3 separate regions of the Homo sapiens genome follow, and all the other regions are linked to region 1. A link is a contact called in ENCODE Hi-C data. All regions are on one chromosome and are shown on one strand. Each heading gives the region's core, a stretch centred on a gene start or an enhancer-like site at or near the end of the contact. The rest is flanking DNA. Distances are from core to core; before and after follow the strand shown.

Region 1 (2,957 bases), core at 316-2,815:
CCCACGGTAGGCCACCGAGGGCTCAAAGAGTCTGGCGGCACCATTGGCTCATGTGCATACCCAGCAAACTCATGTTCTTGCATCCAGCTTTGGAGCTGGTGGGAGACACTGGATAAGGACTCTGTTTTCAAGGAACAACCACTGTGAGCTAGCTTAAGTCGAAAGGGGAAATTTGTATCTCCAGACTTGAGACCATGTCTTATAAAGGATCAAAACCAAGCACACAGCCAGGGCTGCCTCCCTCTGGACATCTTATTTATTCTCTCTGATTTTAGAGAGCTTTGGTGGGTGTAAGATGTGACCCTGCTCCTTCCATTTAAGAGACTTGCCCAGATTGGGCATCTGAGTCCCGTCCTGAACTCTCAGAACAGGACCCCGACAGGCGCAGCTGCATGAGGGTCCACATACAGCCCAATGAACCATGGCCAGGGTGGAGAGGTAACCATGAGCAAACCACAGAGCTCCTCAGATCCACTCCTGGAAGTTAAGGGGGCTGATGAGCTGGTGGCAAGCTTGGTAAACACGCTAAGAGGCTCTGACAGTATGATGCCTATCTTTGGAATGAAGGGTCTGTACTGAATGTTAATAGAATCAGCAGTGGGAAACTCCAAGTAAGGATGACCGCCTTTTTACGACATATCATCTGGTTTATTGTACTGTACACGGTGAGTGCATTATACACGGTATGAGACTGGAAGTCCCTGTGGTAAGAAACTACGTGGTCTGGTGTTCTAACAAATAACAAATATTCTACTGGGGCTCAAAAATAAGTAATAATGACATCATCTCCACGGCTTTTTCATTACTGACACTAGCATGGAAGCTATTCTTCATGGCTTAAGTAATCCCCAGTAATCAAAACAAGGCACCATCTTGCTGAAGAACCCATTTGCTTTGCTGCTGGGGAATGTTGTCATGTGAGGAACTGAAGCGTAATGAGAGTGACTCACAAAAGGGTTTCCACACGGAGAGAACAGGCCACCATCTCCAGCCTTCCTTTTGTTTTCTATGCCCATAAATTTGATTTTATGCACCTTGCAGGGTTCATAGCCACCTGCATTCTCTTTCCATTGAGGATGCCCTCTGCAATCCTGGTCCTTAACCCAGAGAAAGAGCGCAGGAGTATCAGGAGTCCGGATGAAGTCTGAATTATCAGCAACTGAAAGTTGTGGTGTCAGAACACAGCAAGGCCGGTCATGAAGCTGGAGCAAAGAGGGTGATGTCACACTAGTGCGTGCCGACTATGAGCTACACCGACTCACACAGGCCTCTTTTATTCCAACAACAACCCCTCGAGGTCAGTATTAAGTTATATAGCAGCAATGGGTAACCACTGAGTCATTTAATGCACAGATGTAAATTTGGGGACAATTTTTCTTACAGTAATGTGGGGAGCAGATTCAGCAGCACACACACTGGAGGCAGAATGTTTATGTTCTGCAGAGCAAAAAATAAAAAAAAAAACCCTTTCAACCATCAAAAGACCAGGCAAGTCTTGCTGATTTGCAGGACAGAGGGGCTTCTGGCAAGATGTGCCTGGAGCCAGGGGAGCGGCGCTGAAGCCTCAGGGATGCGCAGGGAGGGGCAGGATGTGGTGTGCATTGCCCTGGAATCATGTTCCTGAGCCTCATCAAGGAGGAGCCGGGTTTCCTGGAGCAGCCGCCCCTGTGATGACACGAAGGAAAAGGATATGATCAATATCCTTTCTGAAAAGGATGGAAAAACGGCACCCTCCCCTGGACTCGCACACATTTTTTTCTAGCTCAGCAAGAAAGAGTGAGGTCCCCTCAGCCTCTGCGCACATCAGGGTGACAAAGGTGGACAATGTCTGGTTCGCCTTTCACCTTCAAGGCCAATTCTGGGACTTACAGAGTAGGTGTCAAAATTGTATTTTAAGACAAATGCACTTGGTACTGATGTGCTTAATGGCTCCATTTTAGACATTTTCCACAATTCACACTCACACCTGAGGCAATCAGTATAGAAAAATCTTGGCAGAAAAGTGAACAGGTGACAGGTTTGGGTTACCTGTGAGTGTTTAATTGAAGGACTGTGGTTTCCTTACTCCTTTGGCTTCACACAGATAATTAAAACTTGAAAGTGCTTTGAATATTTATTCATTTTTTTCACCAACAGCTGATGATCATTAAACACACAGAAAATTCACAATAAGTATTTGGTCAAGCCCTTTGTTCTTCCTGTTCGTACAAACCTGCAGGGTGGTTATGAAGATGGATGCGCTCTGGGTATACATTGGTTTTCAACTCTGCTGAAGGATCAGACACCCTCCCAGATGGAACAGCCCCACCTCTGGCTATAAATATTATAACCCCAGGGATTTCTAAGGAAATACATATTCACTGCTGAAGGTCCCAAGTGTGAATTTAGCTTAAGGAATGTGGAACGGCAGCCCCTGCCTTTAAACTTTATAATAAGGGTCCTTCCTGGAAGCGCAGCCTCCCGGGCCCACGCGACGTCTTTTCCTGGAAAACCAAAGACCTCAAGAGCTGCCGTGGCCAGGGCAGGCTCTCAGGTCTCTTTGGCTCTGAGCTCCTTTTTGTAATTCAGCTTCCTGACGCCTGCATGAAGATGCCAAACACGAAAATGGCTATTGTCCCATTCTAATGGACAAAAGTCCAGACAGGAATAGGCCTTGAAAAAAATGAGACTCTGCCCTGTTTTTGGCCAGTCCTGACACTAGGATCCTTCCTATAATACTCAGGTGAGGAAAAAACAAGTTACATATTTTCTTTACCTGCAAATACTGTGAAATAATAAAACTTTAGAGCATTATTAAACTTGCACTTCAGAAAGAAAACTATTGTATTCCCACATTTTGATTCCAACACACACCCTTCCCTTCCACCCTCACATTCTTCATATTCCTGAAATTGAGATGCATCTTACCCTCAGAGTTTACATTTTATGTCATGCTCCTCTCTTGAAAAAAAAATCTG
Region 2 (2,700 bases), core at 98-2,597, 340 kb after region 1:
CTTACTGCCGAAGCCTACCCTTCCCCATGTGGCTCGGATAAGACGCATGGATGACTCCTCGTTTACCCGTAACACACAGTCACAGACTCACCACCATTTCCATTCTTTGCCTCATAAATGATTAGCTGAATTGCCTGCCACAGTGACCAATCTGGACAAGATATCTTCTCATTTGAATTAACCAAACTTTGGTTAAGTTTCTCTCCTTCCCCCAGACGCACCCTCAGCCTAAGCCAGCATCAGAATGTGGACGGCCCCTCCTTGATGTTCCCTCCCGACATGAAGAGAACTGGCTGTCAGTTTCCTCATCAATTGTCCTTCTAGACCACCTGCGGGTCCCACTTCCCCACACCAATTCTTTCCAGCCTTGCTTTACTCTTCCCTTTCAAAGAAAACTCTTTTCTCCCTGCCTGATTTGGGAGACACTTGCAGATCCTGTCGTCTGTGCCTTTCCCATATTGAAATGGTCTTTCGGCGCAGCAGTGATCTTTTCCAGTAAAGTCTCTATAGCTAAGTCCTGATTTGTTCTTATTTGACCCTATTCTGACACTGCAAAGAGAAAGGACCCAACCCAGTGCTTTCACGGCAACCTGCTTTTCCTCTCCTCCCTGCCCCTCCTAGGAATCCAGACCCGGGACTACTTGATACTCAAGCTACTAGCCATGTGCCTGATAAGTGTCCTAAGTGGTTTTCTATAGAGTCTTTTTCCCCAAAATGTGGTTCAGGGAGCAAAACATCAAGGACACACGTCAGTTAGTTAGAATTCAGAATCTCACGCTCCACCCCAGACTCCCAGAATCAGAATCTGCATTTTAACAAGACCTCAGGGCGAAGCATGTGTACATGCAGGCGTGAGAAGCACTGCTGCAGGGCACACTGGCACAGGCCGCCCTAAATCCTTGCTCTCCCGGGGCTCTGTATCCAAGAGCAGTTTGTCTCAAATGGAAGGCCTTTCCAGCACAGCTGGTGCCTGCCAGGTGCTGTTCTCTGGGCTCCTGGGTGCTTACAGAGGCAGAGCTAAGTCTGAATACAAACATCGCATAAACCTCCTTTTATATGCTAATAAACCTCCTAGATTAAACAGCAAGCCTTTTGCAGGCACAATTCTCATTTTCTTTTTATGAAAGATGGTCACTAGGTCATTCTTAGACAACTTTACTTATTCTCTGCAACTTCCTTGCCTCCTTGCAGGAGAAACTTGGATTTCCAAAGCATTCAAAATGCATGGCCCAGCTGCTCCTCATATTGAAGTTGCGACCATGGGATTTGGCAACATTGAGCTCCGGCTCTGGGCATTGCTCTCACAGCTGAGAGTGACGCCCAGGCTCTGGCAGCCCAGACTTGTCATCCTGTAAATGAACAATCCCCAGTCCCCGGGCCTCATTTTATTCACTTGGCTGAGCTGCCTGTTTGCTTTCCGTTCTGTGCTCGCCAGCTCACTAAGCAAGAGGATCCGTGCCTGACTGCGTGGAGAAGCTGTAGAGGAAATGGCCACCCTGACTGTCCCAGCACCTCCCGGGGTGGCCCGGGGCCTGGGCCCTGAGCAGAACTGTGATAAAGGGAAGCAGGGAAGCAGTGCGAGAGCCCTGACCAGGTGCAGGAGCCTGATTCCGAATCCACCTCTGCCATGGGCAGATTGCATGATGCCATCAGAGCCCTCTAACCTCTGGCCTTCAGTTGTCACACCTGTAAAATGGGGAAATATTCTAAAGAAGTGGCTCAAAACCTGATCATCCATCAGCCTCCCCCCAAGAACATGGGGACAGTGCACATGGCAAGGCCCCATGCCCAGAGTTTCTGATTCCACAGTTTGGGATGAAGCCTAAGAATGCGCATTTCCAACAAGGCTTCTGGTGAGGCTGATGGCCCAGGGACCTCACTTTGGGAAGCTCTGTAGTAAATCCAGTTTCTCAGCCAGTCTGCTCTGTAGAGCTCCTGAGACAGACTCTTTCCCTAGGCCTCCCCTGAGGTTCTTACTTAAGCAAGTCTCCATTTTTCAAAAGCTCTGCCAGGTAACTCTATATGGCACTAGGGCTGAGAGGCACTGGGTGGATGTTTCTAAGATCCCACGTAGCTCTCACATGCCAGGATGCCATGATTTTGAAGCAGAGTGCCTCCTGCCTTGCCAAGGCTGACAGCACACACAGGGCAAAAGGCCATCGTCACATATTGGAATTTCACTCTTTGAAAACCTGGTAATCGTGTGTCCCATTTCAGCTCGAGCAGAGGTTCTCCAGAATGAGATCCTGCCCAGAAGCACCCATATCCCCTTGGAACTTGGCAGAAATGCAAGCTCTCAACCCCATTCCAGGTCCCCTGAACCAGAAACTCTGGGTTGAGAATGCAAGTATCTATGTCCTAAACACACTTGTGATGCTTCTAATTCAGCTAGTGTTGGAGAACCACTGACTTAAAGGAAGAGCTGTTTTTCTCTGTCCCAAATGCTCTGCTAGGAACACTCAGTGTGAACTCTGATCCCCAATGACAGCTGCCCTGGACTCCCTTCCTCAGACAGTGTGAAAGCCTGAAACGTGTTTAATTAATCACCTTAGAACCCAGCAGGAAAAAGGCTTCCAAAACCCACTGTCCTCAGAATTGCCCCTGTAGGGACCAAAGGACTCCAACTCGTCTGACCTGAAGCCCCATTGCATGGATGAAGAGGAGGCTGCTAGGTGGGGGCCGCTGAGGACTGAGAGGCCT
Region 3 (2,779 bases), core at 139-2,638, 380 kb after region 1:
TTTATTTTGCTGAGCTTGGCATTGACTACTTGGACACTGAGTCACTGTTTACTGCTTTCGAAAATAAGACAAGCTCATGGGCTTGCTGGGGATGAAGCAAGAAACGTGTGGCCCCATCAGGACTGGCGCCCAGAGCCCGGGTCACCCTGTGCACAGAACTGACACCTTAAGGAGACAGAGTGGCGCCGGCGCCCTGGGCCACCTGGAGGGCCCGAGAGCGGGAGAGGGTTCAGGGAGGGTGTCTGTGATGGGAGGAGCAGGCCCAGGACGGAGGAGGACAGAGTCGGGGGTCTCAGGGCAGTGTGTGCCTTCTGCCAGTCGCTAGGGCGGACTCGAGGTTGCCCTCCGCGCCTTCCTCGCTGTCACCTCCCACAGCCAAGGCAGCTGCCAAGGTCACTCCTAAATACATCCCAAGTCCACCCCATGCCGCTCCCCTCAGCCGTGGTCCCAGTCCAGACCACGATTCCGCCCAGACCCTGCATGACCCCTCCCATCTCAGGCTCCACTTGGGGACCAGAGGGATCTTAAAATATGGATGGGACAGTGACGCCTCTCCTTAAAAGCTCAGGAAAGATGAAAATGTCCTCATCCTCTCTCAAGGCATTTGCAGTTCCCCTACCCCGGGCGCTGCCCCACCCCTCACGGACTCCTCTCCATCCCCGGGTCCCCACCTGGCCACCTCCCTCAGGAAAGCTCCTGGCCCTACTCACCATCAGTCTCTTTAGGACCTCTCCACTCACCCTCTGGCGTTCACCTCTCCCTCTTGCCCGTTAGAGTGAGGCCTTGATGAGGCACCTGCCTTATTCCTCCTGCCCGTCCTGATGGCTCCTGCCCACCTCCACAGCAGAGCCTGCTTCTCCGTGCCTGGAAGCTTTCCCCAGAAGAGCAGGTCTGCATGTACACGCAGGTGCACACAAGCAACAGGCCGGGAGCACCCCTCACCCAGAGACTCTGCCAGTGTGTGTGCAGACCTGAGCTCCCTTGCCCCAGGAGGAACAGTGCTGGTGTGTGTGTGTGTGTGTGTCTCTGTGTGTGTATCTGTGTGTCTGTGTGTGTGTATCTGTGTCTGTGTGTCTGTGTATGTGTGTCTGTGTCTCTGTGTGTCTCTGTGTATGTGTCTGTGTCTGTGTGTGTGTCAGTATCTGTGTGTCTATTTGTGTCTGTGTCTCTCTGTGTATCTGCATGTGTGTCTGTGTCTGTGTGTGTGCCTGTATCTGTGTGTCTATTTGTGTCTGTGTCTCTTTGTGTGTGTATCTGCGTGTGTGTCTCTGTGTGTGTGTCTGTGTATGTGTGTCTGTGTGTGCACTCACACTGGTTCTCCAGGGTTCCTCCCAGGACTGAGCTGAAGTTGTCCACAGCGGCCCCTGCTGGAGCACACACCTTGATTCTCTGCCTCTGCTCCCCAGGCTCACTTCCCCATTCTCTTCTGGCTGCTTCCTGGCATTGCCTCTCAGATAAGCCACTTCGCGCTGATGGGAACTCAGATGCTGGGAGTACACATGCACCTTGGTGTCGAGCTCAGCGGCTGGCACAGAGGGAGGGAGAGAAGGAGGTGGACTACCAAGTTATTGTCTAAACATCAGCCTCTGGTCACCGCTCGTGTGAGGCAGTGAGCATCCCTTCTTGCCCCCTGGGCTCTCAGCGGTCAGCCTTGGGTCCTGGGGAGACTTGGCCAAGTCCCGGTTCCCTGGGGCTATCTCTCTCCTGCCCTGCGCTTTTGAGTGTCCCCTCCCCACATCCCCTCTTTCATCCTGACCCACTACTCTGGTTGTAAATAAAATAAGCAGACTACAACAGCTTACTATCACACTGTTCAGCCATGGACTGCCTTGTTCAGCCATGAACTGCCTTGTCTTGAAGGAATCCTAGTATTACTACTTGAATCCTAATCGCTCTTAAATTTGAAAAATTAAGGCTAATGGAATTTGTACAACAGTTGTATCAAGAGGAAAGTCTATGATAATTACTATAAAAACAGCCCAGCTCCATCAGCTTTGCATGGGTGATCGCTCCAGCGGTGTGCCCATCCTCAGCTATAGTCCCTTTCTACAGATTAGGAGGCAGAGGCCTAGTGAGGCTAGGGCACTTGCCCGGATCCCTTGCAAATGTTTGGCCCATGTCCCTAACCACCATGCTCTTATGTCTCCTGTTTTCTGGGTCACTTCTCACTATGAATTGGGGGATGTAAATATTTGCATAAATTGGATATAAATATCTGAAAGGTTTCAAAGGGAAGGAAAGTGTGTGCCTAGCGTCTCCACTGCTTATGCACAGAAGAGACGATGGGATGCTAGAGGAGCATGCTGAGTCTCTCTGTAGAACAAAATTATCAACCCGTTATCCAGAGCAGCTGAAGGAAAGGGCGGGACTCACCCAGTGACTGAGCAACCAGTGTGAGTGGAGTTGGAAGGGCAACCCCACCCCCGTGGTTACTTGAGGCAAGGACCGACCCTTCATCAAGATTACAGAAATGACCCCATCCTTTAACTCATTATTCACTGCTCATACACTAAACAGGTTGCTTTCTTTGGCTCTCCCCCACCCCGACCCTCGCTCTCTGCCTTTCTTTCCAAAACCTCCACTTTTAGGAAACTTTGGCTGCTGTTTGCAAAATTAGTTCCCAGGTCAAGACATTACATTTGGTCTGGAATTTTCGGGCTCCACCTTTTGGCAAAGGACCACGGAAGTGGCCTTTGGTCCACCCAGCCCTGTGTTTTTCAGCGGGATGTGCTGATGCCGCAGCTGCACTCCGGGGCTGACAGTAGCTGAATGTTCATCA

What was found. Hi-C counts contacts between places; a loop is a spot of excess contacts on that map. Pooled maps may share reads with other maps.
Region 2: a loop to region 1 is called in a map of Right ventricle myocardium superior, with 4 times the contacts of the local background. The contact joins two enhancer-like sites. A Hi-C loop is called at or near these places in 3 of 168 maps with a recorded cell type or tissue (HCT116, HepG2 and Right ventricle myocardium superior), 1 of 37 single-sample maps with no recorded cell type and 6 of 50 pooled maps.
Region 3: a map of endothelial cell of umbilical vein shows a loop between it and region 1 (3-fold over the local background). The contact joins two enhancer-like sites. A Hi-C loop is called at or near these places in 8 of 168 maps with a recorded cell type or tissue (Right ventricle myocardium inferior, cardiac septum, endothelial cell of umbilical vein and 3 more), 3 of 37 single-sample maps with no recorded cell type and 14 of 50 pooled maps.

Annotation. Positions count from the first base shown.
Region 1 is chr20:22,860,531-22,863,487 of GRCh38, forward strand. No RefSeq gene overlaps it. Among named protein-coding and RNA genes, the nearest start is that of SSTR4, 170 kb to the right of the region's middle. Within about 2 kb of position 1,566, at least 6 of the 41 ENCODE cell types and tissues checked have a DNase peak (open chromatin) inside an H3K27ac peak, as active enhancers do; they include heart right ventricle, where a contact is called at or near this core.
Region 2 is chr20:23,204,469-23,207,168 of GRCh38, forward strand. No RefSeq gene overlaps it. Among named protein-coding and RNA genes, the nearest start is that of LINC03125, 58 kb to the left of the region's middle. Within about 2 kb of position 1,348, at least 16 of the 41 ENCODE cell types and tissues checked have a DNase peak (open chromatin) inside an H3K27ac peak, as active enhancers do.
Region 3 is chr20:23,244,465-23,247,243 of GRCh38, forward strand. No RefSeq gene overlaps it. Among named protein-coding and RNA genes, the nearest start is that of LINC03125, 98 kb to the left of the region's middle. RefSeq lists a silencer at 1,248-1,542. Within about 2 kb of position 1,389, at least 9 of the 41 ENCODE cell types and tissues checked have a DNase peak (open chromatin) inside an H3K27ac peak, as active enhancers do; they include heart right ventricle, where a contact is called at or near this core.